2 separate regions of the Homo sapiens genome follow, and region 1 is linked to region 2. Evidence: read pairs that join two places in POLR2A ChIA-PET (ENCODE). Cell type or tissue: GM12878. All regions are shown on one strand. Links, peaks and the distances in the headings refer to the core of each region. The heading gives the core; the rest is flanking DNA. Region 1 overlaps LOC105378477 (a long non-coding RNA gene). Region 2 has its middle 320 kb from the start of LINC01435.

Region 1 (15,832 bases), core at 4,223-12,222, 59 kb before region 2:
ACATGGTGGCAGGAAGGAGAAGTGCTGAGCGAAGTGGGAAGAGCCCCATATAAAACCATCAGATCATGTGAGAACTCACTATCACGAGAACAGCATGGGGGAAACCACCTCCATGATTCAATTACCTCTACCTGGTCTCTCCTTTGACACATGGGCACTACAGGGATAATGGGGATTATAATTCAAGATGAGATTTGGGTGGGGATACAAAGGCTAAGCATATCAGACCCCTTTTAAAATATTTACAGTAATCTGTCCCATGGTGTTTTATTTTGTTTTGTTTTATTTTGTTTTGTTTTATTTGTTCACGATTATTTGTGTGGCAGGGCAAAATGCTTTAAAACATTTTTATAAATACTCTGTATGAAGGGGACAAACTGCCAAAAAGAAAAAATGAAGGAAGAGTAAAGGAGGAAGAAAGATGTGGAGGAGCAGAAGGGGAAGGAGAATCTGGAGGAGGAGAAAAACAAGAAAAAAATCTTTTCCCTGATAAGTACTATGGCCCTGTGAATTTTTTGGCAGAAATACTGTACATGTGTCCTCTTGGTCCACATAGCTTGGATGCAACACACTTCTCTCCAACTAGAACCTAAGATAGGTAGTTTCTTTTGCACCAGGCTCATTTTCCAATTCATGGAATGAACACTTTAACCATTTGGCGTGGAAGAGCAAGTCGTTTCCCTCACTGTGTCAGCTTCCAGCCTACCTCAGACAGAGCCAAACTAAGAAAAGGTACTGCATGAAGTGTTTGAACTGAGAGGAGCTTCCAGGGACCAAGGCCTTAAGATTATGATGTGACCTCAGCAGTGTCTTCTTCCTGATAAATTATGATGTTGGGTGAAATGTGAGGCCATGATCCCAGAAAGAAAAATCAGATATAGCATCCAAGGGCCCAGGGGAAGTTGCCACCAGCCCTCCCTGTCTGTTCTTCAGCACTGGGCCAGTGCTGCTTTCCGTAGTCTTTTTTGGGATTTATTTTATGGACATCCAGGCTTTAGGCATGTAGCCTTTTTGCTTGGAGACCAGAGAATGAAGCATTGGGCTGGAAGTTGACCAGGCCTAGGCTGGCCCTGGTTTTGCCACTAATCATCCATATGACTTAGAGTAGGTCATTTAATATCTGTGAGCCTCAGTTTCTTCACATGAATGATGAAAATAGTCATAATGTTGTTATGAGTGTGTATTAAATCACAGCTTTGTTGCTTTGGGATATTAGCTCTGAGAAAGTATCAGTAGAGTTAGAGTTTACCTAATGCAGCCATGACTGAGGCATGGATCCTCCTACTCATTACCATCAGGACCAGGGAGCCTCTAGCATCTCACTCTCACTGAACACCATCATGGCTAGGGATCATGCTTCCTCAGTAGGTAGCTGATCTTACATTTGGGGAGCTGTGGTTAGTATGAAGGTAGAATGTATGCTTGATTTTTGAAGAAACAAAAATTATTCTGGAGGTTTGACCCCAGAACAGCTCTCAGGAACCAATAACCAAGGTTGATATAATAGAGAGTCTACTGGCATGTGTGAGCACAGACACCCTGAGCTGAGGCACGCCTGTGTTTGAACTGTGGTTTCTCTTCAGTACAGGTAGATATTTTTCTTGTTGGTCCTTGTTCAGTAACCTTCTGTACATGTTCTTCATGTTTTCCTGGTAACCCCAGATCAGTATCTGTGGCTAATGTAACCAACTGTGTTAACCACATCCCTCATGTGTCCCGTGTAAATGGTGAGCCATCTTCTGTTGGTTTCCATTTACTCCTGTCCTCTGTGCTAATGCTGAGTACTGAGTGGTGTCCATCTCTGGTAAATGAGTTTTTGGTGATTCTGGTAAAAAGCCATATAATCTGCTTCTCCTTTCTCACTTAGTACATTTTGAAGTTAAGAAAATACTAGTGTTTGAATTTCCAACTTTGTTTCCAATGGAGAATACAATAATAGAGCTGTATTCTCTCATGAAGTGAGGTTAAAGGAAAGACAGGAGGGAGCAGGGTTGTGTTGGGTAATGGAGGTATCCTAAATTCTCCACAATATTCTCATCTTTAATTAACAGGTTCGAGTCAACCAATTAAAAGCAATAGATCACATGAAGATGAGTATATCTTCTGTTTGTTGGGACATAATCCAGAGAGGATCTTTCTCCCCAGATATTATGGGATGGCCACATTTTACAGCTGAGAGTGGTAAGTGATCAGGTGAAGCAGAGTAAGTACCTGTGGACAGCTCCATTGAAGTACATGTAGCAAAAATAGCCATGTGTGACTTTGTACAAAATGTCAGGTGGTCATTTAAGGCTTCTTGGCACTGTATATGAGGGAGTGTTTTAATCTTGCTGTGTTGCATGAAGCATTTGGGAATTGAGAAGCAGAGTCTTGCACTGTATGTATGCCGGTTCTCCCACAGAAAAGAGAGGTGGCATCAGTACTTTCTTATCAGCTAGGATAATCACACAGGGGAAGTCAAAACCTTCCAAAAGCAAGGGACAGTAGCCAAGGCTTAACTTGGTATAACAGAGATTATTCTTGTATGTGTGCAAATGCCCAGAGTGCCAGGTGAGGGGGCCGAGGGACCTGGAGCAGGTTTGTAGGATCACACGGATGATCAAGGTTAGATCAGAGCCATAGCCTTGACCTGAGGAGACACAAGCTGTCTCCTAACAGACAGGCAGGAGTCCTGCAGACACTAATTTCAAATGACAGTGACACAGGTGGTCAAAATTCCTAGAAAAAATTTTTTTACAAAGGCCAGGTGTGGTGGCTCATGCCTGTAATCCCAGCACTTTGGGAGGCCGAGGCAGGTAGATCACCAGATGTCTGCAGTTTAAGACCAGCCTGGCCAACTTGGTGAAACCCCATCTCTACCAAAAAAAAAAAAAAAATACAAAAATTAGCTGGGTGTGGTGCATGTGCCTGTAATCCCAGTTACTGGGGAGGCCAGAGGCAGAAAAGTTGCTTGAACCCAGGAGGCGGAGGTTGAAGTGAGCCAAGATCGCACTATTGCACTCCAGCCTGGGTGACAGAGTGAGACCCTGTCTCCAAAATAAATAAATAAATAAATAAACAAATAAATAAATAAAATAAAAATAAAAATAAATTGGCATGAACCAAGAAAATAGTTACTTCCAGAAAAAATGAAGCTAAAAAACCCAGACCTCTTTATATGAGGAAGCCACTTGCTTTATCCAAAAATATTTGTGTACTCCTCAAGGTAGGGATTTTTCTCAGTTGGGGACTGATTGAGCATTTTGAGTGGTAATAAACAAAAATACCGGTGAAGGATGAAGAGTAATGGAGAACACTGCCATTGGCTCTTTCCTCTAGCTGGTTCTCCCAGCTGGAAACTCTTCCAGCTTATAGAGCAAGGTCAGGTGTTTCTCTGGGATCTTAGCTCCTTGATGCCGGTGATTTCAGCATCAGGATGTTGTTCATAGTGTGTCACCTGCAGCGACTTTTTGAAAACAAAGCTGTGAGGGTGAATGCTGTGAACTCCCTCTGTGTCATCTGCAGTCTCATTGTCCTGATATCACCTGTCTTACAGAAATGTACTCAGGAAGGAAACGGGCTACCAGGAGGCTACTGGTGCCTCAGTGGAGAGACAAACCTATCTCCAAACATGACTGACACTTCTGCATTTTAGAAATATGGTCTGGGTCAGCACTCGTGAAAAAGGAAAAAAGCAATAAATAAAATAAAACATGCTCTGGCAAAAGGCAGAAACATGGCAGGCAATCTCCAGACCCTTCCATCATCCCTCCTCTTCCTCTTTTCCATCTACCTTTCTTGGTGTTGCTTGTTTTCCTAATCTAAGAAGAACCTCCAAACTTCCATAAATTTTGTTTGGCAACAACTATGATTTTCTTTTTATTATTATTTTAATTGTTGAGAATAATACCAACATAATGTTGCTGCTGCAGAGGATTATGCCTTAGAAAGCTGAAAACTCCTGGCTGGGACGCTCCTCCTGCCAGAAGCCAAGGTTCTCCTGCCTGTGATGGCAAAACAACCTTTTACCTGATCAGATTCCAGCTCTGACTAGTACTGTGTGTATATATACATATATATATCTCCTTCTTGACATTTTTCTGTTCATGGATAAACATTACACATGTATGTGTGTGTGTGTGTATATATATATATATTTAAATTATCTATATAGCAAATGATTACACAAACTTGATCATATTACACATTTTTATGCAGCTTGAACTTTCACTTGATGTTACTTCTTAGCCATGTTTCCCTATCCATGCATGTAGGCGTACCTCATCCCATTTAATGGCTATAAACAATTTCATGAGATAAACCTATTAATTTAACTCAATTAAACCTTAAAATCTATCTTTAATTTAGATTACATTAAAACATGAATAAACCAAAACATAACTTTGGTTATTCACCTAAGTAAAATTGTCTCTGTTTGCATCTTGCTCTAGTTGGAGGCCCAGAAAGTGAAATAAAATAATCTATTGAAGTCCAAAAATCAGGAACCATGGAATAAACTGATTTTGAAATAGTATGCTAGTTGTACTAGGAAGTACTATGTTCAATATGTTTTCCTTCAACCACTATATTTTAGGAATGTCCAAAAATTCTAGAAGCACAAGGAATAAAATATATTTATGTCCTGCCGATTGAGTATATTCATCATTCAGAACCATGATAGACAGCAAAATCGCAGCAACATTATCCTATATCAATAATATGCGTTTAATCTAAGTTTAAAAATAACTTATCTGAGATAATTTTTCTTTCTTTGCTCCTTCCAAGAATTCAGTTCCAACTTGATTTGCGAGTGGAATGAAGGTTCCGAGATAGTTTTAAGTTAAAATTTTTAACCAGGACACAGAAGAACAGGAATAATTCTTCAGACCTGCAGTATATGTTTCGCCAGAGATCAATTGTTGGATGTCTTTGGTTCAGAGTTGCTTGTACATCCAACATGTTCCATAAGAATGGGCTTAAATAAATGCACTCTCTTGAATAATTGGACATACAGCAATTATATAATTCATCTCTTATCCTCCTCCCTTTACCCCAGCAAGTCTAGAGTCCTGGGACTTGACAGTTATGTTCTCTATGATATCCCCAAGGTTTCCATTTCTTAGGAAGTAGAAACCACAAATTGAAGCTGATTTGTAGTTTAAACAGACTATAAGTCAAGTGTGACTGTAACTCCTCTGTTTGCTAACCAGGGTATTAAGCCTGTCTCTTCCCAAGGCAGTCTCAGAGTAAGTTTGATTTAATTGGCAAAACCCAAGAAACAAAAATGTCCAGGTGCCTGGTGCCTGGAGCTTTTTGCTGGAGCCTATTTTGCCTTGGCATTTAAATTCAAGAGAAATAAACTAGGCAAAAATGGCACCATAAAGATTGCAAATACCAGACAAAAATGTAAATTTACAAGAGCACGGGGGAAGACTGGGTCATAAAAATGTGGGTCAAAATAAATGGTCTTTCTCACTTTTAAATGAATGGAACAACTTTTGGATAGAAAAAGCAGGCACTAGATAAAAATTAGACAGTAACCCCCAACGGGTGGGTCTTATTTATTTGATTTGCTGTCTTTACCCTCATGAAGTTTTATGTCTAATGAAATGAGTTTCCACAAAGGGTTCAGATATGGGGATACTTTCCTTCGACATACCAATTACTGATTTCTGGGAAGTTCTTTCTCCTTCTAATGAAACCTTCTAGTCATGAAACATGGGCCAGTGAGAGCATTCCCACAATCCCTTCCCAATCAATGCTTCTCCAGCTAGATAGACAGGGTGTTTTTTGCTTTGTTTTGTCCTTGATGAGAAATTGTCAGTAACTTATCAACATTTTAAAATACGGGCTTGCATGATAATATAATCCCTGACCTGAATTTGGCCCACAGGCTCCAGGTTATGGCACCTTAGATTGCAACCTTCTTGAGAAGGTGCCTAATTACCTCCCATCCCCCAAGGTCTACTACACATGACGCTGGGGGCATGTTTACCAAATGAGTTATTAGCAAATAGCAGCCACAGTAAAAACTGAAAGAGTCAGGGTGACCACGAAGATTCAGTCATTCCCATCATGATACCTTTGAAAAGATGCGTTGACCATACTATGTATTGTCTCACAGCAGAGGAATTTTTCAAGGCAGAATATTCTGTGTTCTGACTGCAATGTTGTTGTCCAAACAAAAGTGTGTTATGGAGTTGGAAGGGATCATGTGTGTCATCTAGCCAACCTCCTCATGGAACAGATGAGAAGATTGAGGTCAGGAGTAAAGATGTAGCCCAGTGTCATTCTGATTCCTGGTCTCCTGGCTGTGTATGCAGGACACTTTCCAACAGAAGGTAATGCTTACCCAATCCTGAAATTCCCCGATGCCTGTCACATAAGTAGGCACATTCTTTAATTCTAATCCTCCTTTTAGAAGGCCACCTCCATCTAATTATCATTCTGAATCATTCCTCTTGAGTCTAGTTCAAGTCTCACACGTGTGTTTAAAGATTTTTCTTTGTTTATTTGTTTCTGATTGTTCCAGTTGGAACACCCTCCTCTACATTTCTGTAGCACTTACTTTCCTTTTGAGTCTTAACCAACCATTCCTTTTCATTATTATGAAATTTTTTAAAGTCTCCCCAGAGATAATAGAAACTCTTATATAATACAAGAAATTTCACAGGGTCTGCCGTATAGGAGATATTTAATAAATAATCATTTATTGATAAGACTGGTAGGAAAACACCAAGGATGTTTATAAAATAGGGGTTAAAGATGCAGAAATGCCAGTGTTCGTTGTTGAGCTATGTTCATTGCTGAACTGCCTTCATGTTGAGCCAGTTGAGAGGGCACTTTTGTTTACCATAAGAGTCACAAAGGTGAAAGCCTCCGTATCTGGACTTCCTTTCACAGTTGCAGGTGAGGTTTGACAAAATGAAAAATAGTCTCCAGAGGCCTCTAATGCTAAACTAGCTTAGTATTTAATTCAGCATCCCATAAAGGATGCTGGATCAGCCAGGAGGAATTTTAACACTGCAATTATAGTAATTCACTGTATTTTTACATTTTATGCTTCTTCAGGGTCTGCAAACTCCCTAGAGGAAAATTTGGATTTTGCTAAAATTCTCAGTCTCATAATGTCCTTAAAAGAGTTGAGTAAAATAGGTTTAATCCTGAGTACTGGTTCTTTTACTAGAAGTTTATAAGGAATGCAAGAGCAATGGTATGGTTGTCTCTTAGTTACAACTTGATTTGGAAGAAGAGCAGCATCCCCAATCTTAAATTTCTGACTTGGCTACAAATAATCTTTAACTGTTTTAATTTTTATGTTTATTTATTTTTTATTTTTTATTTTTTTGACACCGAGTCTTGCTCTGTCATCCAGGCTGAAGTACAGTGGCTCAGTCTTGGCTGACTGCAATCTCTACCTCCTGGGTTCAAGCAATTCTCTTGTCTCAGCCTCCTGATTAGCTGGGATTACAGGCAACCACTACCATGCCCCGATAATTTTTGTATTTTTATTAGAGTCCGAGTTTCACCATGTTGACCAGGCTGGTCTTGAACTCCTAACCTGAGGTGATCCGCCTGCCTTGACCTCCCAAAGTGCTGGGATTACAGGCATGAGCCACCACACCCAGCCACAAATTTTTTAACATCTGCAAAGGACTAAACTCTTCTAAATCAGGGGGAAGTGGAAAAAAGTTTTTTGTGAAGGGCTTCAAAGTAAATAGTTTTGGTATTGAGGCCCACCCAAAGTGAGAACTTCTATGATGAGAACTTTGAATATGGCAGCTAAAAAGCCAATCATGGTATCTCATCCTCACCCATTTGAACTTTGTCTGTCCCCTAAGTCCTACTCTCATATTCATGCATGCCTTTGTCTCTGCCTGTTCTTCTTACTCAGCTTCTCTGACCAGAGTTTGGGGATGCAGGAAACATTCCATAGCCTTCCACATGGAGTAAGTTCTCCTAGCCATGTGGAGCCATGTGAAGATCCCTTGATTCAGGAGGTTATGATGCTTTGTGTGCAACTGGTACAGAGTAGAATCTGAATGTTGTCTTGTTGCAATCATGAAAAGTAGGGACAATAAAGGCAGTGCTTTTAAGAGAGTCTGGTGGATATATGGAGCTTGATGGTAGCTATATATGAATGTTTAGGGTGGAAGTGGGGAGTAGAAAATGGAGATTCCCTTTTGAGATAATTTCTCAATATTAACCAGCGGTAACACAATAGCTGGAGAACACCAAGGTAAAGCCCTTGGTCTCTGGAACCCACTGCCTAGATCTTCCAATCTTCTATCTGCCACTACTCACTGTGTGACCATTGGTAAATACTTAACTTATTTTTTGTTTCAGTTTCCATATGGGTAAGTGGGGTAATAATAGTGTATACCTATGAGACAACACATGTAAAGTGCTCAGAAAAATATGTGACATAAAGTTTCCACTAAATAAATGTCAGCTGCAAGTGTTATGTTTCCCGAAGCACCTTAATGATCACCTTGCCTCCATGTTGCAATCCTGAGGTTGGTAGACTGGGGATTGCCATGGCCATTCTACAGGTGAGACACTGACAGGTCCAAAAGTTAGTTGGTTGGAGTGTCTGGATTGGGATTTAACTGTCCAGGTTCTGATTAGAATTTTCTCTCCATATCATTTTTTTCCTTTTCCAGGGAGTGAGAGAAGCCTGTGGCATGTTTGCATGCAGTGGTGAAGGGCACATGCCTCTGGCCAAGAGAGAGATTTTTCAAGGAAAGGTGTTCAGGGAGATCATTAGAAAACTTGCAAGATCAGACCCTCAAGTTTCAACAGCTGGCAGTGTCATTTGTTAAGAAATAAAAGAACATTACTAGGGAGTCCAGCAGGGGAATTTTCCAACTAACCTCCACATTGCTGGGTACAGCATGTTTCTGTAGACGTCATTTATGCATCCAGCAATTACCAATGGTTTTCTTTAGAGAAGGCCAAGGGAGAAAAATCTAAGAACGCAAACTGACTTGCAATCTATCAATTCCTGAATTCCTGGGGAAGACCCTCCCTTGCTTCCCCACCATTGATACTAAAGGCAGGCATGTGGATTCCACTTAGTTGCTGGAGTGGTAGGGACTCGGGGATCAGTGTGTCCAGGCCAGGGTCTATGTACAAGGGAAGTAAATTAAGGAAGTTTGATTTTGCCACCTCAGAAAGAGGTTCTCTGCTGAGTGGGGAGGAAACAGAAAGTTGTATCATGCAAGGTTGCTCCTTTCACAGAATTCTAGGGTCTCCCTGGTTGGGTCCCAGCACTCTGTTGCATTGACATATCCTTTACCACTTGGCTCAGGCTGCCCCAAACTGTCCTGTAATTCTATTTTGTTATGAGAACAGCTTACCTTTAGTGTCTCTGATCTTTTCATTATTATTATTATTATTATTTATTTATTTATTTTTATTATACTTTAAGTTTTAGGGGACATGTGCACAACATGCAGGTTTGTTACATATGTATACATATGCCATGTTGGTGTGCTGAACCCATTAAATCATCATTTAACATTAGTTATATCTCCTAATGCTATCCCTCCCCCCTGCCCCCACACCACAACAGGCCCCAGAGTGTGATGTTCCCCTTCCTGTGTCCATGTGTTCTCATTGTTCAATTCCCACCTATGAGTGAGAACTTGCGGTGTTTTGTTTTTTGTCCTTGCGATAGTTTGCTGAGAATGATAGTTTCCAGTTTCGTCCATGTCCCTACAAAGGACATGAACTCATCATTTTTTATGGCTGCATAGTATTCAATCATGTATATGTGCCACATTTTCTTAATCCAGTCTATCATTGTCGGACATTTGGGTTGGTTCCAAGTCTTTGCTATTGTGAATAGTGCCAAATAAACATACGTGTGCATGTGTCTTTATAGCAGCATGTTTTGTAATCCTTTGGTTATATACCCAGTAATGGGATGGCTGGGTCAAATGGTATTTCTAGTTCTAGATCCCTGAGGAATCGCCACACTGACTTCCACAATGGTTGAACTAGTTTACAGTCCCACCAACAGTGTAAAAGTGTTCCTATTTCTTCACATCCTCTCCAGCACCTGTTGTTTCCTGACTTTTTAATGATCGCCATTCTAACTGGTGTGAGATGGTATCTCATTGTGGTTTTGATTTGCATTTCTCTGATGGCCAGTGATGATGAGCATTTTTTCATGTGTCTTTTGGCTGCATAAATGTCTTCTTTTGAGAAGTGTCTGTTCATATCCTTTGCCCACTTTTTGATGGGGTTGTTTGTTCTTTTCTTGTAAATTTGTTTGAGTTCATTGTAGATTCCGGATATTAGCCCTTTGTCAGATGAGTAGATTGCAAAAATTTTCTCCCATTCTGTAGGTTGCCTGTTCACTCTGATGGTAGTTTCTTTTGCTGTGCAGAAGCTCTTCAGTTTAATTAGATCCCATTTGTCAATTTTGGCTTTTGTTGCCATTGCTTTTGGTGTTTTAGACATGAAGTCCTTGCCCATGCCTATGTCATGAATGGTATGGCCTAGGTTTTCTTCTAGGGATTTTATCTTTTCATCAGATTAGAAGATCCTCACAATTTCAATCCCAGGCTTGTCACCATAATAGGAAATACACACACCAGCAGTTCTTCAGGAACTCTGTCTTCCTAGAACTTAGTGACTCTCCCTGATTTTTCCAAGTTATGTCTCTTGTATGACAAAGCCTGACATAAATTATTCTCTGTGCTGAGAATTAATCTTCAATTTCAAACATGCTACAAATATCCCACTAGAGGTTTTTTTTTTTCTTTTAATGAAAGCTCCATGCTGCTGTGTCAAGAGGATAATGTGCATGCTGACCCCTGCACTGGCCTGCAAGTTATTTGCCCTCTCCACATATTGTTTTGAACACTACAGCCTCAGATAGTCAGATTGATTAGTTCAGTTAAAGCTCAACTCAAATTATGTTTGAAGTCCTGCATTCAGTCCCCAAGTGGATCAAAAATTTGCTTTGTTCCATGGTCATGGCCATTATCTGTAAGCCTGCCCCATATCTACGGGTGTCTGAGGCTTCTTTTTCCACTCCTCAGTTCCTCAAATCTGAAAACTGAGCTCTTTGATTTCCACCTCCAGGAGCAATCACACATCAGGCTTCAGGACTAAACCCTTCCCTGGTTGAGAGGATTTAGAGGGCTCTAGGTGATTACTGTATTGATACCAAGTACCCTTTCTGCTATCTCTCTTTCCCCTTTGTGTACCACTTCTAGGAACATCTTTGCCTTAATTTTTCAAGCCTGAGAATTGAGCTTCTGTTTTATCTCCAGCTTTTGTTTTGTGCTTGGTCTCCCAGTGGAGAGACAATGGCTTTGGAGTCACAGAAACCTTATTCAAATCCTGAGCCTACCACTAATCAATCAGTTCTGTCACTTTGGGGACTATAATGGTTAATTTTATGTGTCAGCTTGACTTAGTTAAGAGGTGCCCAGATAGCTGGTAAGATATTATTTCTGGACGTGTCTATGAGGATGTTTTTGGAAGAGGTTAGCATTTGGAGAGGAAGACTGAGTAAAGAAGATTGCCCTCACCAACACAAATAGGCATCATTCAATTTGTTGAGGACCTAAATAGAATAAAAAGGTGGAGGAAGGGTGAAGTTGCTCTCTTCTTGAGCTGGGACATCTTTTGCCCTCAGATGTCAGTGTCCCTGGTTTTAGACCTTTCCACTCACTGAGACTTACATGATTGGCTCCCTGGTTCTCGGAGTGTAGGGTTTTAACTGAATTGTTCTAGGGATGTTTCTCAGCCTCCAGCTTGCAGATCATAAGACTTCTCAGCTTCTATAATTCTATAATTGTGTGAGGCAATCCCTCACAATAAATCTCTATTATTCTGTTATCCTCTACTGTATTCTATTCTCTATTCTATTCTATTCTATCCTATTCTACTCTACTATATTCTATTCTGTTCTATTGTTTCTGTTTCTCTGGAGAAACTGATTAATACAGGCAGGTTCTTTGGCTTCTCTCAACCTCATTTGTTTTATCTGTTAAAAGTAGTTTAAATGGTTTAAAATACTGTCTTGTAGTATTATGAAAAGTAAATTCAATAGATTATAAAGCGTGCCTTGTAAAAATTAGATGTTTACTGAATATCAGTTTTCTCCCTCTTACCTTTGCCCTACCTGAAGTTCTACCCCTGGAGCCAGCCACATTTGCATATTTTGATGCCAGTTGTCTGCTTGAATTTCCATATTATTCTCACCCTAAGCTGGCACAAGTTCATATTCATTTCACATGGTGAAAGAGACTCTTTTTGCTGTACTCTGTGGAGGTGACACTACCTGGACCATTATGTCTCACCTTACTTTCCACCTCACTGCTCTGCTGCTGTGTTTCTGTGCTGCTCACTCCTCCAGCAGGTATGTTTAGTACCATATCTCGGATCCCATCAGTCTGTTTTCTGGCATGGCCCATTCTTCTCTTTTTGCAAGATATGTGAGAAATAATTTCCTAGTCTGTAGCACTGATCACTATGGAACAAGCTGAAGGAGAGTGTGCATGAATCAGCATTATCCAGTACCATCCCTGGAAAGCTGTTTCTAAGGCATCTGGTGTGGAAAGTGGGTCACTTGCATTGTTCCATGTATGGAAGCCAGGGGGAGAGCCCTCATCAGAAACCAAATCAGCTGGAACCTTGATCTTCTAGCTCCAAAGCTCTGAGAAAATAAATGTCTTTTGTTTCAGCCACCCAGTCTGTGGTATTTTGTTGTGGCAGCCTGATCAGACTAACAAAGTTCTGTATACATTGTGTCATATTTAAGTTGTACAAGGAGACCTACCCATTTAAAGGAGTGCAGTTGCTTCTTTTCCCAAGCTATTCATTAAAAAAAAAGCCTAAAGTTGACCTTATTTAAAATGCAAAATTTTGCAATGGTGTCTTTTCTTAAAGGGGGCTTTATTGCATATGTCACTGAACTCCCCTGGGGAAGTTTCTCTGAATACACGAGGTCCTCTATTTGAGTATATCTTGATGAAACATCCCATAATGGATTCCATTTCTTCATTAGACAGTCATCTCTTAAACTCAGCATCCTGGGAAATGTTTCAATTTTTTCTTCCCCTGAAGGTTCTGTCTCACTATGGCTTCCACAGCCAGGTGCTATGTATAAGCTGCTAAAGACCAAAGCAAAACCTAGCACAAAAATTAGTTTTGCAGCAACAAAAACTATTTTTGCTTCCAGCCTGAACCAATTATATCTACTTCAGGGAATTTATTTAGGATAATTATCTGTCTATCTAGTACATGCATCTTCCTGCTTCTTGATGACCTCAAGCTATCCTGCTCATTCCATAATTCAACTGACACACCAAGCCTGAACTCATAGACTCAAGCTTTAATTCACACTGTTTTACTCTTTTCCCTCATTCTCTGTCTCTTTTATTTTCTCCTAGCGAGTCACATGTCCATTCCCAGGACAGACTTTCAGGTTGTTCCTTATGGACATTTGAGGACTTTCTCTGGCATGTTGTGTAGGTAAACATAAATAATTTATTACTGTTATGAGGTGGACACATCTAGAGAGGATATTTATCCCCCAAAACTCTTCATTCACACTCTCCCAATCAAGAAGTATCAATTATTTGGTTGTCTGGACTTCCATAGGCATCAGTAAGAGTCTGCAGCCTCTTCTCCTTTCAAAACTCAGCCATCAAAGGAAGTTCAGAATCTCAAGTTTTGTCAAGCAAATCACAGAGCCCAGAACCTTACAGGTGCTCTAGCTCAATGGGCTCCAGATCCACCTGTTGTAAAATCCAGGTAAATTTCAAGAAAGCATATAATTTGGGAAATAAATTTCTTAAGTCAGGTCCCTAAAATATGAAACACTGAAATCAGACATCCAGCTGTTAGAGATGGATTTCATAAAAAGAAAAATGTACATGGGGAAATACATGATTCAGAATAGGAATAGTTATTAAATGGAGTAAATTTAGACCCATGAAAAACTGAACTCTTTTTTTCTGATTTTTATCATTTTACTGAAAACTTGGTCATTGTCTTGGCACAGGGCCTTCAGTCCTGTGGGAACTTATTATCTGGTTCAAAATCCCATTTGGTGCTGCAAGGGGAAGCAGATTATTCAAGGGCTCTCAGTAAGTCCTGGCCAAGCAGGGAATACCCATATTGCTAGAAACCCAGTCCAAGGAAATTTTGTCTGCTTAGGCTCTACATAGCTAGTTAACCACCACCCTGGAGGTATTCAGTGGAAAGGATTCAGCTTCTTTGGGTGGTGCTTGTTTAGGGTTCCAGGCATGAGGTACACACAGTACATATTTTCTGAAAATATTTCATGTATATTGCTATCATTCAGTCCTCACCACTGATGAAAAGTTATCTCCTATCTGTATGTCATACAGTCATTATAGCATCATGTTATTACTTCACTAAAAAAAAGAGTTACCCTTTGATCACCTGAGGTTAGGAGTTTGAGACCAGCCTGGCCAACATGGTGAAACGCTGTCTCTACTAATAATACAAAAATTAGTCAAGCGTGGTGGTGCATGCCTGTAATCCCAGCTACTCGGGAGGCTGAGGCAGGAGAATCGCTTGAACCCGGGAGGCAGAGGTTGCAGTTAGCCGAGATCGCGCCATTGCACTCAATCCTGGGCGATAAGAGTGAAACTCCATCTCCAAAAATAAAAAAATAAAAAAGATGTACCCTTTTTCCTTCAAATAGAAACACCTATCTCACTTGAACTCTTAAGGCCATTTACCAATAATCCCTCCTATTTTATTTATCATCTCTCTCATTATTATTTTTAACTCATCTTTATAATATTCACCCCTTCTTCCTACAATTATCCTCAGCATTCTTCTGCCATATAAGAGCAATTTCTGACTCCCTGTTATTTAGTTAAAATTTATGTATTAAGTGCCTCTAGATTTCAGGCTTTGTAGGAGGTGTTAGGGATACAACAATGAAGAAATGCACATGGTCTCTGCCATCACCGAGTTCACAGTTAAGCCAGACCTAGCACCCTCATAAAATTTTCAGTATCGTTCCTCTGGTGTCCAGAAATTATTTTTTAAGTAACATGATCTGCTCTCATTTTCTGCTTTTCTTCATCTCTTCTTACCTCTTTAGTCCACTGCTATCTGCCTTCCACCTCAGGGTTCTACTAGGACTACTTTTTCGGTCAACAGTTCCCTCTTAGTAGGGAGATTAAACATCTCCTTCATACCTGTTGTCTTCACATGTTATTAAGAGTACTTGCTTTCATCTCAAAAGTATCCTAGCATGGATAGTAACTTATAGGATCACCTATGTCTGAGTTACCAATGAAGGAGGCCCTCACTCACTCTTCAATCTCAGTAACTCTTCTGTCATATTTGTCTCAGTGGAAAATTTTAGTATAGAAAACAAGTTTTAATGTTGTAGCAATACATTTTTAAACCCTGACTCCTTCACTTATTCACTATGTGACCTTTGAAATTTTGCTTTCTACTCCATATATTTTTTCTTCTTCTGTATAATAGGAAACAAGTGTTTTCCTTACAGGATAAATAAAGAAGTTCAAAACAAAAAGTTTCTGGTGTAATTAATATGGTGCCTAGCACAATGAACAGGAAACCATTCCTCAGCATCTTATGCTTCTTGAAGACCCTTGTCCCTTGGCTCTGAAGACTTCCCTGTCTTCTGTCACTGTGATACATCTTTGTGTCCTTTTCTATCACCTGCCACTTTCACGCTTTATGCTTATCTCCTTGTCCTTGGTTGTCTTGCCTGTGACAATTTGCTCCAGATTCATTAGCATGCACGCACACACTCATACACACACACACACACACACACACGCACTCACGCGCGAGATTTAGGAGCATTGCCAGAACAGCA
Region 2 (15,832 bases), core at 3,554-11,553:
CAGAAGTCATGCATTAGTCAGAAGAAATGCAGAAAATGCATTTCTTACTCAATGTCTCACACATACTCTTCTCCTTTCTTTCCTGCTCTTCACCTCCAGAATCATCTGACTTTCTCCTGAACCTTTCTCAGTTTCTGAGTATGAAATAACCAAATTCAATCACTTGTCATCTTGACCAGTTTTGGACCAATATTTGTATGTAAAACAAAAACATTATTTTAAGTAATTATAGTTGCTTCCAACTATTATTATAATAATTACAATGTTGCTGAGTAGCATGGCACATACCTGTAGTCCCAGTTACTCAGGAGTTTGAGGTGGGAGGATAGCTTGAGCCCAAGAGTTCAAGTTCCAGTCCAGCCTGGGCAGCATAGGGAGACCCTGTCTCTAAAAAAGAATTTTAAAATGATAATGTTCACAATTGTGCTGAGAGTTAGGCACAATTCATGTGTACTGGACCCTGTAAGTCTAGGGTAAGACTCAAGATTGTGGGTCCTGGGGGTCACATTGTTTATATTTGAATGTGTCTCTCCATTTTATATGCTTATTGCATCTTCACAACCCCATGAGCATGTGTTATTTTTTAACAGATGTGATTACTGAGGCTTTGAAATGTTAAGTAACTGGCCAAAAATGTACAGCCAGCAAGGAGAAATGGAAGGATTTATCCCAGATCCTCCTGATTGCAAAGTCCAGGTCCTTTGCTGAAGAGATGACAGTGCTTAGACACCTGCTGGTTCAGATTCCTTTATCCTTGTCACTGTCAACTCTTTTGATGCCTCTTTCTAGCTAAAAGTAAAATGTTGCTGGCTAGAACAATTCATATAGTACTTAGCTAAAAATTATAAGGGATTTTGCAAAGAACATTTTATATGCTGCTAAAGGTCAAGTTTAAATATTTACTCAGTGTCTGAAAGATGATACAGATACTTCTTTATAAATTTAGCTGTCACATACCTAGGGTTTCTAATTTTCAAAATCAAATATTGATTTATTTTGAGTTTTCTAACAATGGTAGTGTCTTAATAGAATTTTCTAATAATTTTAGACTTCATTGAGATTATATCATTGCTGCTGGTTTAAATATTTGTTTTTATATCTCCAGAAACACACAGCATTTCTACACTTCACAGGCAGACGTAATGCTTTAAATGTCCTTCCTTCTTGCTGTTACACGTTAGTTATATTCTGATATTGATGTTCCTTATAAAATAAAACTTTGCCTCTCTAACAAGAGAGTTGTTTTGAGAATTTATATAGTAGGGTGACATTAATCATACCTCAAGGAGAACTTGGCTATGCTTCCATCTCAAACGTGTACAAGAGTCAATTTGTTTAAAAATTATTGAGCACTGTACTCTGCTATTGCTAATTATGTGCTAATTAATGTTCTTTTACTTGCTCATTTATTTTGAATCTTCCTTCATGTCGAGGACGTGAAAGTGAGTATATTTTATTAATGGCTTTTATCCGTTTTTTAAAACAGATTTTAGAACAAAGTTTCATACATTATAGCAGGCCAACATCTACTTTTGATAAAGACACAACATTCCAGGGGATATTATAGAACTAACAGTAATGACTAATTTCATTGAAATCTTCACGACACAATGCATTAGGAATTTCTTAGGTGATATAAATCAATTCTTTATTATTATTTTAGAGACTGGGTCTCACTTTGTCACCCAGGTCTGGAATTCCTAGGATCAAGGGATCATCCTGCCTCAGCCTCCTTAGTAGCTGGGACTACAGGTGCATGTCACCATGCCAGGCTGATTTTTTAATTTTTTGAGGAGACAGGCTCTCGCTATCTTATCCAGGCTGGTCTCAAACTCCCGGACTTAAGAAATCCTTTTGCCTCAGCCTCCCAGTGTGCTGGAATTACACGTGTGAGCCACGGCACTCAGCCTAAATATTTTCTTTAAAGATTGTTTTTGACATTGAGGTTCTGAGAAATGACAAGGAAAGTTTAAAGGACTAAAAATGCTTAGGTAAATTTTGTAAAAACTATTATGTCAGCATATAACTATATGTTAATTTTATTTTGTTTTATCTTAAAACAATGTCATTTATTGGAATAAGAGTCCATTTTCCTTGATGAGAGGACTTAGATTTAGTATTTACATATGTTGAATTGGAGGACGAACTTTATGCAGAGAAGACAATATGTATAAAGGTCCAAAAATTCAAAGGCACATAGCAAGTTGGAAGAAGTAAGGAAGGTCTTTGCTGAGGCTCCAGATGCAAGCAGGGCAGGCGCATGCAGGATCTCTAGGAAAAAGCTAAGGCTTTGGTTCTTTACCCATTGTGTGTTGGAAAAATCACTCTCACTACAGTGGAAGAATACATTTAAAAGGGTAAGAGAGAAAAAAAATTAGCGAAGGCAGATAATGATAACTCAAACTAGGGTATCAGAAAAACTAAGGTATTGTAAGTATCAGTGGAGCATAGATAGTTTTGAGAAAGATTTTACAAACACCCTGAGAAGGTTTATTTATTGGTTGGATGAGTAAGACCAACATTGTGGGAGAGGGAGGAGTTGAGGATGATTGTCAGTTGTTACATTTTCAAAACTGAGTCAAAGGTAGATTTTTTTTTCTTCCCCTGTTTTCTAGCAGAGAGCTCTGGAAAAAAAAAATTAAAAATCAAAAGAACTGTCATAGATTAGGTTGACCAAGAAATCATCTCTGTGGCTGAGATTTGCTTCAGGAAGTTTTCTGGGAAGTCTTCCAAGAAACCACATTTGTAAAGTGAGGAAAAGGAAAGAGAAGGTGAACAGTGTCGTAGTTGTAACAGAGGCCTTGGCCAATCCCACTGGGGAGTCTGAGGCTGGAAAGACTTTTCAAAAATGTCCCATATTGAAGCAAAGGAAGCATATTGGCCTATCATTGATAGGAAATTCCCCTGGAGAAGAGTCTATCTTCATATGAGTCAGTTCCCATCAGTCACCAGCAATTTTTTGGGGAGGGAGGCAACTGCGACCTTTCAGTAGGTGACGTTCCTGGCAGCTAAGACAATGAAAGAATTAATCCTGCAGGGGGTGTAGGCAACATACAACAGCATCTACTAAGTTCTACCCTTGGCACTATCAGATTAATCAGAAACAGTGTCTCTGACATTTTGATGGGACGTTTCCTGGAGAAATTTCAAGAGATATATTATTAAGACCAACTGTAGCCTCTGTGGCTAGAACTGGTTTGAGGGCTGCAGCTGATACTCTAAATCCTTCCCAATGTTCTACTATTGGACATTTAGATTTCTGTTACTTTGTTAACACCTCCACTGGGCTAAATGGCTTAGCTGGTTGTGTGAATCCAAATCCTCCCACTGAGGTTTCAGAGCCCAGATCACCATGAGCTTCTCAGGTCATAGGCACTTGTCAATGTACCATAAAAATTGGATAGGACAGTATGAGAACTGCTGCATGGATACTCTCAGTGATCTTTCCTGTCCTCCTTATGTGACATATATCTAAACACTTCTTCCCTGTCCCCATTGTGTAACAGCAACACTGCATCCTTCTCATGCTTGGGGTTAATTGTCCTTCCAAAACAGATGACTCCTTTGTCTTCTGTTCTCTCAGCACAAGGGATTGGAAAATAGCCAAACCTTAAAGTGTGCTGTGTCTTCTGATAGATGCTTCCCTCTCTTTAAACTGTAATACGTCTTTTTCTGTTCTCCAGCTGGAAGAGATAAGAGCCTCATTTTATACTGCCACAAAGGCCCTCTGACTTTCAAACTTGATCTTAAATTGTCCTTAGACAATCAATAACTTGGTTTTATAAAACATAGCGATGCTGCTTCCAAAACATTACTTAGGTCATTAAAAAGCATCAGAGCCAAGCAGTTTACACAAAGCTACCTGGGAATTATATATTTGCCAAAACTGCATATAGGTGAAACTGGAAATTTATGAAAAAATGTTTTGCTCATCTTGATGGCATAAAACATGATTTATATTTTACAGTTGAGATATTTGGCAAAGTGCTTTCATTGTTCCAACCCATTAATGACAGGAAGTAGATCCCACAGAATAAAATTGCAAATATATTTTTAGCAGAAGGAAAAAACACATTGAAGATTGACCAAGGCTTGAAATTAGGATGACATGGAGTTTTTTCATATGACCTGAGAAACTCATAATATACCTGTCTTCTCTCAAGGAAGGGTTACACGCAGCAGGTTTAATTATGGAGGCTGTATGTCTGATGCCATCTTTTGATAAACTTCAACTCAGAGGGTTTTTTGTTTGTTTGTTTGTTTTTTGCTTGAAACTATGATAAACCTCTTTTCTGGAAATCTCCCTTTCCCCCTCTCTCTCGCGGTTGATTAAAAATGATTATCATCAATTACATAATTATTTGTATTATTTCCTCTTCCCCTCTGCCTCCCTTTCTCTCTCTCTCTCTCTCTCTCTGTCTCTCTCTCTCTTTCTCTTTCTCTTTGTCCCTCTCTGTCATAAACACTCAGACACATTTAAGGTAGACATGACCTAAGTATTAGTAAATATAAGACCAGACCCTTATATTTCAGATTTGTACACTTTACATGGCTTTTACTTGTCATTGTGTAAACTGAAACTAAGATCTTGCGCTTTGTGTTTTTAAAGCCAGGCTGTGTAGCATGATCCACTTTTTGCCAAACCTTCATCTCTAAAAGACTAATGATCCATTTTTATGTAAATGTTGATCCCTTAAAATGAAAATCAGGAGCCTCCAGTTCGTGGTGACCTCTGCATCCCTTGTAATCTTATATCTCTACCAGTGCCTCTGTCATTCATTTCCCAACTTACTCTAAACTGTGGGATCTTGGCCCAGGCGTTTGAGTTCCCTGAATACCAGATTTCTCAACTATGAAAATAAAGAGGTCAAACCTTCCTACATGTACTGCTGTTGAATACTAATGAGAAAATGAAGTCTCTTTTTCTGTGTTTGGGCTTATTTCTTCCATGACTCTCGCTTTCTGGGATAAATGGACAGACATTTTTAATCTTAGAGAGTATTCTTTCCGTCTAGAGTCAGTTTAAGGCAGTGGGGAGGAAGCTGAAGAGAGCTAACGGAAAGAACAGGGACAGGCCAACAAGCGAGCCCAGGTACGGAAAAATGAATCTAAGAACATTAACTACAGTAGTTCTCAAAAAGTGGCTCCCAGGCACCAGATTTACCTTAAGTGATATCTATACCTTGAGATTCCTCAGTTTCACCCAAGATTCATTAAATCAAAACCAATGAAGTTCTATTTACAAGCGTCTCCTTGCTTCTGAAGCTCAGAAAATATTAATAATCGCTAGCCTACTTTGTGCCTACTGTTGTGGGAGTTTTAAAGGGGTTAGAGATAAGAAAACAATTCTGTCTCTAGCTTTAATACATTTTTAATTTGGAAGGAGTCATTGATATTCTTGTTGATCCCCACACCCTTGACTCCCCCATCTGGAGCTGCACTGGGGTGTCATGAACAGAACCAGCCACACTTCTTTTCCAGTCTGTGCCAGTGCTACACAGGCTCCTTAAACCGCTTCAAACAGATTGGGTGTATCTTATAAAGCATCAGAAAAGCAATCACAACCTTGTGTACTCTAAAAGTAGCCTCAGACTAAAGGCTCTTTGTGTGTTCTAAAAGGAGCTTCAGATCATTCAGATCCAGGGGCATCGGGAAATTCGAAAATAAGAAGCTATCCCTGCAAAAAAGCCCCTGGGATATCACCAGCTCCGCAAAACAGGTGTAAAATGAAAACTTTCTCATTGTGGATAATATAATCTAATTAGTTCCAAGCCAATAGCAAGACCGAAGTACCTTATTAATAATTCCCACTTTCATATGTTCTCTAATATCTACAAGATGTGTGTTTCTTTTTCACTCCAGGAGTTTATGCTGACCAGCACTGCGTTACTGATTTTTATTTTTCCATTGAATAAGAATCATGTTATAAAGAAGCCTATGAATGTGCTCTAAACCCTTTTAAGCCAGGCACAAAGCCATTTTTTCAGAACAAAAAAGGGATAGAAAGCATCTCCTTTCTTGATGACTATAATCTTAAACAGAGCAGCTAGGGATCTAGAGCAGTGGCCCCCAACCCTTTTGGCACCACAGGAACCAGTTTCGTGGATAAAAACCCCAGATCACCAGGCATTAGTTAGATTCTCATAAGAAGCGCATACCCCAGATCCCTCACATGCACAGTTCACAAGAGTTTGCACTCCTATGAGAATCTCATGCCACCACTGATCTGAGAGGAGCTCAGGTGGTAATTCCCACTCACCTGCTGCTCACCTCTTGCTGTGCAGCCAGGTTTTAACAGGCCGGGGACCAGGACTGGTTTGTGGCTCAGGGGTTGGGAACCCATGATCTAGAGGACTCCTAAATCGCTCATCTGGGCTAGTTTCACTTTCAAACTGTATACACTTCCACAGATAATATTTCCAACACAAGTATACACACACACAAACACACATGGGTCTATGCCCTTACCTGTGTAAAAGCTGACAAATTATAGTAGAGAATCAAATGTTGTTACTGAACTGATTCCTGTTTCTACAAAATAATAAACTTTACTTTTATTCCTTATCAGCCTATTCTCTTTATTCTTACCAGAAAAAAAATGTCAAACATTTAAACTTTTTTTTTTTTTTTTTTTTTTTTTGAGACAGAGTCTAGTTCTTTTGCCAAGATGGAGTGCAGTGGTGCGATCTCAGCTCACTGCAACCTCCACCTCCCGAGTTCAAGGATTCTCCTGCCTCAGCCTTCCAAGTAGCTGGGATTAGAGGGATGAGCCACCACGCCCGGCTAATTTTGCATTGTTAGTGGAGACAGGGTTTCCCCATGTTGGCCAGGATGGTCTTGATGTCCTGACCTTGTGATCTGCCCACCTCGGCCTCCCAAAGTGCTGGGATTACTGGCGTGAGCCACCACCCCTGGCCTAAACAATCTCTCCTTTTTTTTTTTTTTTGTTTCACATTCACATTTGCTTCTTCCTCAGTGTTTGTCTTTGTGCCTGTTTCTTGCTGTACTTCTGTTCTTCTCTGTCAGCTTCTCAATCTCTTTGTTTCTGGGAAATAATCTGTTTGTCCTCTGTCTCTGAAAGAAATTTGTTAGAAAATTTAATAACCTCTCTCCTTATTCACCTCCACGAACATTTATCTCACCAAAGAATATTATGTGGTTTGTTTATGAAAGATATTTGTGCTATTTTTAGACTTATTTCATATTCTATATCAAATTTAGCCTCTTTGGTCTAGACCTATTTTTTAAATAATCACTAGTATAGTTTTTATAAAAGTCATACATATATAATGAATATCTGTGTTCATGTGTGTCTGTGTGTGCATGTATGTATTTGTGTGTGAGCCCACTAAAAAAAGCAAAGGTTTTCCACACAGCTTCTTCCCACATGCAGTCTCACCCTTAGATGCAAGCACTATTAATCATTTCTGATTCTTGTACCTTGGTGATTAATTCATAATTCTGTAAAATATGCTTCTGTCTCCATACATTGATTTATCTACTCAGGAGCTGTCTTTATTTTCCATATTTCCCTCCCTGTTAGCTCTCTGTTTTTCTGTCTTGATATTGAATCTAAAGTCAGAAACTTAATGAAAAGGAAATTAAGATCCCCAGTGTCTCCCACTCCAGTGCCCTGGTCACCTTTTAGATTAATGTCCACCAGAAGATAACATTGCTTCAAAACCAAAGGTCATCAAGTGGTCTCAGGGATGGGGGCCAATGGAAAGGTAGAGTTCCATGGGTCACTTCTTATTAAGTTATTTTCTTGCAGTATAAGACAGGGAAGAGCACTCAGAATCCCCTGCATGACCAGCAGTCTCAGCCAAAATTAAATGATCTTTGAGATGCTATGAAAATTGGTTTGACAATAACATGTCTTTCCTTTTTCCTACCCTCTGCCTGCATCAACACACATAATCAGATTTGGAATTTTACAACTGTCAGAATAAATGAGGTGTAGCATAAATCCCATTGTTTCATCCTACTACACGTGGGTTTGGTTTTCTAACCCATTTATTCAAAAATATAGCATTGTTACCTTGCCTCCTTAGAGCAGTGGATAAGGCTTTACAATAAATCAATGTCCAAATTTCTCTGGAATCAGCCTGTGGTTAGTTGGAAACTCTAGGAATAAAGAGAGATTTGGTATAAGAAACAGTGAAAGGACTGTTTAAGTTGCACAGAAAAAGACTCTGGAGAGAAGGTAACAGAAGAATGCATGCTAGCATTCCATGCCTAGCATGGAAAAGCCAGGAAAATGCCCTGTCAACAGAAGAGATCTAATAGGAAGGAAAATACTACTAATTTGAATGTAAACAAAATCTTTCATTAAGCATGAAATTTAACCTGTAAGTCTCCTACCCAGAGGATTAGTTAACAAAGATAACTTCATCAGATATTAATAAGAATAATGAAAATAGAAGGAGACCAAGGAGAAAGAGGAGGAGGAAGACAGCAACAATGACATCTTAAAGAAGAAGAACTGAGTAGTAAATTAGAGTAAAATTTTCCTGTTTATAAAGTACCATAATGACATTGTATTTCTTACCCTCAAATTTTTGGAAACTGTCAGTAGACAACAATTGCAGACTTCAAAATAGAAGGCACATGAAGTAATACGGTTGGCCATCCCTGTGAATGATTTCCACATTCATGGATTCAATCAACCTTAGATTTAAAATATTCAGAAAAAAATAAAAGTAATACAACAATAAAAAACGCAAAAACAGTATAGCAATTATATACATAACACTTGCATTATATTAGGTATTATAAGTAATCTAGAATTGATTTAAGGTATATAGGAGAATGTGTATAGGTTATATGCAAATACTATGCCATTTTGTATATGGAACTTGAGCACGTCCGATTTTGTTATTTATGGGGATTCCTAGAGTCAATTCCCCACTGATACCAAGGAACGACTATACTATCTTTTTTTGGCGGGGGTGGGGGGGGCGGTGGTCATGAGGGCATATTAAGCTTTCCAAAATACTTTGTTCAATAATTTAAGTCTTGATGTAACTACATGATATATTTGGGTAGGAGGTTTATATGAGAAAAAAGATACCCACAGAATGGAAATGACTTGTACCGAGCCTAAACTTGATTTTCTTTAAGTCTAAGCCTTCTTTACTAGATGTCAAGATTCAAAATATGTAGCTACAATAAACAAGTTTCCTTCAAGCTTGTTAATGTACACCGTCTCATTGAAAATGTCTAGCATGAAGGTTCAGCTGCTACTTTGGCCCAACTGACATTTTTTGGAAATGTAATTTGGCTTAGTAATAAATCATAAGTCATGAAATCAGTCAGAGCTGGATCAATCTACCCTAACACACATGAATTATATTAGTAAAATTATTTTAACCTCTCCGGGCTTAATTTCTTCTAATGTAATGTAGTGAAATAGGAAAGCCTAGCTGTGAACAGCATGGATTTTTTTGTCTGCCCTCTTTAATATTTCTCCAGATGATTTGGACATGGCCAACAATAAATTAACTTAGGTTAACCATAGAAACCAGAATCGACCAATCAGAAAAATTCTTCCACCAAACTACCTATGGTATTAAAAAATGGACATGTGACTCCAGGCAAGTTAATTTTCTTTTTAGACACTTCTATGCTAGAGAAAGAAGGAGTACATATATCTTATAGCTGTAGATGTCTATTATCCCTGCCACATACAAGAGTCATATTTTTGAAAGAGAATGAGGACAGATCAAAAAGGAGACAGAGAGAGAGAGCGCGCATAAGAGTGAGACAAGTGTTCTGAGTATAATAGCTTGAATATTGCCTTCCCAGTATCTTGATCTCTCATTATTTGCTAACTGCTCTCTCTCTCTCTGCTTTTTCTCTATTAAGCTACATTGACTTGGAATTTCCTTATTGAAATTGGAAGAGTCCTGACTAATATAATAACTCATGAAATCTCAGGGTTACAATGACAATTACACAAATCAATACATGTAAAGTTTTAATACATTGCCCTGCACACAGTAGTCAAGCAGTAAATGTTTGCTTTGATGAAGGTGATAATGATGATGAACATGATGATGACACCTTCTCTTTCTTTTATTATTCTTAGAGGTTTTACTGTTGAACATCATGGAAACAGTTTATGCTCACTGAATTCTGGCTAAATCTTGTGCTTCCTTTCTCTGGAAGACACAGAGAATTAAAGAATTAGGACTGGGAGAGACTGTTGAATGACATGAATTAAGAATTGTTTTATAGTCCTTTGGGTATATACCCAGTAATGGGATGGCTGGGTCAAATGGTATTTCTAGTTCTAGATCCCTGAGGAATCGCCACACTGACTTCCACAATGGTTGAACTAGTTTACAGTCCCACCAACAGTGTAAAAGTGTTCCTATTTCTCCACATCCTCTCCAGCACCTGTTGTTTCCTGACTTTTTAATGATCGCCATTCTAACTGGTGTGAGATGGTATCTCATTGTGGTTTTGATTTGCATTTCTCTGATGGCCAGTGATGGCGAGCATTTTTTCATGTGTCTTTTGGCTGCATAAATGTCTTCTTTTGAGAAGTGTCTGTTCATGTCCTTTGCCCACTTTTTGATGGGGTTGTTTGTTTTTTTCTTGTAAATTTGTTTGAGTTCATTGTAGATTCTGGATATTAGCCCTTTGTCAGATGAGTAGGTTGTGAAAATTTTCTCCCATTCTGTAGGTTGCCTGTTCACTCTGATGGTAGTTTCTTTTGCTGTGCAGAAGCTCTTTAGTTTAATTAGATCCCATTTGTCAATTTTGGCTTTTGTTGCCATTGCTTTTGGTGTTTTAGACATGAGGTCCTTGCCCATGCCTATGTCCTGAATGGTAATGCCTAGGTTGTCTTGTAGGGTTTTTATGGTTTTAGGTCTAACGTTTATGTCTTTAATCCATCTTGAATTAATTTTTGTATAAGGTGTAAGGAAGGGATCCAGTTTCAGCTTTCTACATATGGCTAGCCAGTTTTCCCAGCACCATTTATTAAATAGGGAATCCTTTTCCCATTGCTTGTATATACCCAGCCATCCCATTACTGGGTATATACCCAAAGGACTATAAGTCATGCTGCTATAAAGACACATGCACACGTATGATTATTGTGGCATTATTCACAATAGCAAAGACTTGGAACCAACCCAAATGTCCAACAATGATAGACTGGATGAAGAAAATGTGGCACATATACACCATGGAATACTATGCAGCCATAAAAAATGATGGGTTCATGTCCTTTGTAGGGACATGGATGAAATTGGAAATCATCATTCTCAGTAAACTATCGCAAGAACAAAAAACCAAACACTGCATATTCTCACTCATAGGTGGGAATTGAACAATGAGAACACATGGACACAGGAAGGGGAACATCACACTCTGGGGACTGTTGTGGGGTGGGGGGAGGGGGGAGGGATAGCATTGGGAGATATACCTAACGCTAGATGACGAGTTAGTGGGTGCAGCACACCAGCATGGCACATGTATACATATGTAACTAACCAGCACATTGTGCACATGTACCCTAAAATTTAAAGTATAATAATAATAAAGAAAGAAAGAAAGAAAGAATTGTTTTCTGTTGTCAGAGCTAACCACCCTCCACTTTATACCACTTTTATTTTCATTCATTCTTATCATTATTAACTCAGATTGAAACCTCAACTCAGGCTCAGACTTGAAAAAGTAGTTCAGTTTCTGCTCAATGTGTTCCTATTTGAGAAACAAATGCATTTGTTAACTTGTGGACGCTGTGATTGTGTGGTGCTGATTGCAACTAACTGGCTGTCACTTAGGTGACTTTAAAGCCCTGGACCATGCTGTTCACTCTCAAGTATGCTTTATGACTGTCTTGAGAAAGGAGACTCCAAAGGTAGTTCAGAGTGGAGGATATTTGGCAATTATTTTTTAAGTCATACGGTTAATTACTGTACATCTTACAATAATGTAGGGATTAGAAAATCTGTATTAGAAGAGTCTGAAGCAATTTTGAAGAAATCCGTAATAATTTTTGTAGGCTTACTGCTCATGATTACTAATTGTCATCATTGTCTTCATCTTTGTCCACATTACCAATGGTAATATTGTAGTTGATTCCTGAACCCTAGATTTGGAGCATATAGGTGCATTTTCATTACATACATATCCAGGAACTTATTCTAAACAATTTTTAGATCATGATTTTAAGCAAAGTAGAAATCCTACTAAAATCAAAGAAAAAAATCAGCTTTGTGAATTGAATAATGGACAAATTCTTAACTGTGCATTTTCATTACATATCCAGAAACTTATTCTAAGCAATTTTTAGATCATGACTTTAAGCAAAGTAGAAATCCTACTGAAATTAAGGGAAAAAATCAGCTTTGTGAATGAAATAATGGACAAATTTTTAACTGTTATTTCTTCATTGTGGACTTTAGGTATAGTTTGGACCACGGATTTAGTGGTTGTTCTGGAGAATACATTAAAAAAAATCAAAATGAAACTTTGAAACAGAAGTTAAATTTAAACGTTTCCATATCTCAAAGAGTGTCAAGAGAAAAATAAAATGGGATTAGGAACAAAATTATTGCTTTAATGTAGGTGCACATTACCCAAACTTTTTGACTTGTAAATATCTTTAATATTCATGGAAAACTGTGTTATGCAGGCATCAACATCCATTTCTTGTCTTTTTGGGCTGACAGTTATGTGTTCCTTAGTATCCTTTCCACTGGATATGACCATGGGACTAAGTTCCGGTCAATGGCAAGTGGACAAAGTGATGCAGGCCACTTCCATGACTTTGCTCCCACCTTGCTCTTTCTGTTGGACAAGTGTAGAGAATGCGGCAGAGGATCATAAAGGAGGGTACAGCCTGATAAAGGAAGACATCTTAGTCTCTGGGCTCTGGAAAGGCATATAACAATGAGAAACGTGGTCACGGGGGCTTATGGGTTATAAATGCATTTTTATTAAGTTAAAACAGAATGATTTAGGGATATGTTTACTATAGTAGATGAGGTTATTTATTCCAAATAATACAACAGTAATATGTAAGCCCTAAACCCCTTAAAATTACATGTTTTGCATTTTGAATATTAGCTGAAAAAATGTTTTATTGAGTTCATCATTAAAAATATACCACAAATCACATTTAAAATACAATACATAATATTTGTTACGTTGAAGAACAGGTTTTGTCTTATTGTCATTTAACAGATAATGCCTGCTTTTTAGTTAATCTTGATTAAGTATATGATAATTTGCTAATACATGTATGTAAATGATATTTTATTTCATTTTGTGTCTGATTGAAGGAGTCTGTGTGAAGCTGTCTGGGCTTGAATTACTGACTAGCTGCATAAAGTTAGATGACATACATAACCTTTTTAGGGCTCAATATATCCACCCATAAAATAGGAATAATGATACTTCATAATGTGTATATTTATTCATGAAATGAGACCTTATAGTACATACCTCATGGGTTGTGTAGAATTATTAGTTGATACATATAAAATGTTTAGTCATCATTTATTGTATCCCAAAAGCCATATTACACACCTTGAAATCTATATTCTATGGGACAAGCTGATCATTTTCAAGTCAGTAATGAAATAAAGCTTGTAGAAACTTAGAGTTAGATGGAGGTTTTAGAGAACAACTCTGCCTTCCAGAATTCCACCCCTCAACTCAGCAGCCAGATCAGTATTTGTAAATTGTAAATCTGATTATTTTACCCTCCCCTCAACAACACCCACCCCCCTTATTGCCATGCTGAATATTTCAGTGACTTCCTGCCACTTCTGCAATAAAATTCTCAACTTGGATTGCAAAGCCTGGTATGGTCTCGCCTCTGCTAATGACTTCATGCTCACTTTCTCCACATTCTAGGCTCTCTGTCTTCTAAATATTTTTCTTTCTCTTTGATCCCTGAAGTGCACTAGGTTTTTTCAAATCTTGACTTAATTATGACTTCCTCAGGAAAGACTTCCTTGACTTCTCAGACTAGGTCAGATCCTCTGGCTATCCACATCCATGGCGGTGGACAATCCTTCTTCATAGTGCCTATCACAGTTCGTAATTGCACATCTATTCATAGACTCTGATGAACTGCTCAGATCCTCCTTTAGGATTAAAATTACTCCCTGACATCCCTCAAATATCAGCCATATTTGTGTATACTTTGACTGAAGAGAACCACTTTGCTAACTGGTTCAGCCTGCACCTAATAACTGGGATAGAAAGTCCAGACTACATGGCCCAACTCAGAAAAACTCTGAAGGCAGTCTCAGACCAGACTTCTTCATAAGGATGACTGAGGTCTTGTTGATACTAAACAAACTTTGCTGATAATTGATATGGTTTGGCTGTGTCCCCACCCAAAATCTGATCTTGAATTGTAATCCCCATAACCCACCCTGTCAAGGCAGAGATGAGGTGAAAGTAATTGAATCATGGGAGCAGTTTCCCACATGCTGTTCTCATGGTAATGAGTGAGTTCTCACGAGATCTGATGTTTTTATAAGTGTTTGTAGTTCCTCCTGCATTCATTCTCCCTCCTGCCACCTTGTGAGGCAGGTGTCTTGCTTCCCCTTGCCTTCCACCATGATTGTAAGTTTCCTGAGGCCTCCCCAGCCATGCAGAACTGTGAGTCAATTAAACCTCTTTCCTTTATAAATGACCCAGTCTCGGGCAGTTCTTTATGCCAGTGTGAGATTGGGCTAATACAATAACACAGTCCAACTTCTTGTTCAGTCTGCTTCCTATCCTTCATTCCTTCCTACAAGTAGTGGTCACAAGACAAACCTGCAAACTAACCTCCATCTCAGAGCCTGCTTTTTTAGGAACCCAAAATATAACAATCTTCTCGGGTATGTTGATTGATGTTCATCTCCCCCACTGTCACCTCCACAAGGGTAAGGGTCATATGTGGGGTTTTTTAACCTTTATATCTTCAATATTAAGCCCAGATTTTGACATATCGTAAATATGTAATCCCTAAACAACATTGCATGAACATGAATTAATGCCATCTACCATCTTCATTTTACAATTAAGATGTAGAAAATTGACATTCCCAAGGAGATGCAGCTGACCAGCCTTTTTCTTTCCCCCTTTCCCCTACTAGCCTGTTGTTTATTTTGTTCTTCTCAGGGACCCAAGAGCTTATATGCCCCTATCACTAGAAAAGAGCAAAATGCTTATTCCTTGTAAAAGGTGGTTTTTCTCTTAGGGGGAAGAAATCACTAAGTTCAAGGTAATCTCTGGTGAATGGCTGGAACTCTGGAAGTATCAATGTTAATTACACATTCCCCCTGATCTATGGATCATTCCCAGACAGCCCAAGTCCAAAAACCCATCACCCTGACCTTGCTAAAATGAACTCAGCTGACACTATCATCATTCAATATTCCCTATTCACCATCATAGGTAAGTAACAGGAAAATCCTCTAATGAACTACAGGACTGTCAGGGATCATTCACTCTCCATATAACTTAGGTTACTTTCTAAACTGTGAAGTCTTTCATAAGAGGTGCATTATTCTGGCTGGACACAGGGGCTCACGCCTGTAATCCCAGCACTTTGGGAGGCTGAGATGGGTGGATCACCTGAGGTCAGGTGTTCCAGACCAGCCTGACCAACGTGGAGAAACCCCGTCTCTACTAAAAATACAGAATTAGTTGGGTGTGGTGGCGGATGCCTGTAATCGCAGCTACTCGGGAGGCTGAGGCAGGAGAATCACTTGAATCTGGGAGGCAGAGGTTGCGGTGAGCCGAGATTGCACCATTGCACTCCAGCTTGGGCATCAAGAGTGAAATTCCGTCTCAAAAAACAAAAAAATGGTGC

The links. ChIA-PET counts read pairs that join two places held together with the same protein. Peaks named below come from ENCODE experiments on the same cell type or tissue, not always from the same donor. Only the 100,000 strongest peaks of a DNase experiment are listed, where the experiment ranks them.
Region 1: POLR2A ChIA-PET joins it to region 2 with 11 read pairs; 2 of 35 experiments call an interaction of 5 or more read pairs at or near these places.

What each region holds. Positions count from the first base shown.
Region 1 is chr10:108,436,319-108,452,150 of GRCh38, reverse strand. It overlaps LOC105378477 (a long non-coding RNA gene), which reads left to right. Exons shown (of 5, transcript XR_946310.2): 3 at 2,052-2,181. Among named protein-coding and RNA genes, the nearest start is that of LINC02661, 260 kb to the left of the region's middle. In GM12878, for the core only: no CTCF peak of the experiment used is centred there; a DNase peak (open chromatin) is centred at 8,367.
Region 2 is chr10:108,376,654-108,392,485 of GRCh38, reverse strand. No RefSeq gene overlaps it. Among named protein-coding and RNA genes, the nearest start is that of LINC01435, 320 kb to the right of the region's middle. In GM12878, for the core only: no CTCF peak of the experiment used is centred there; no DNase peak of the experiment used is centred there.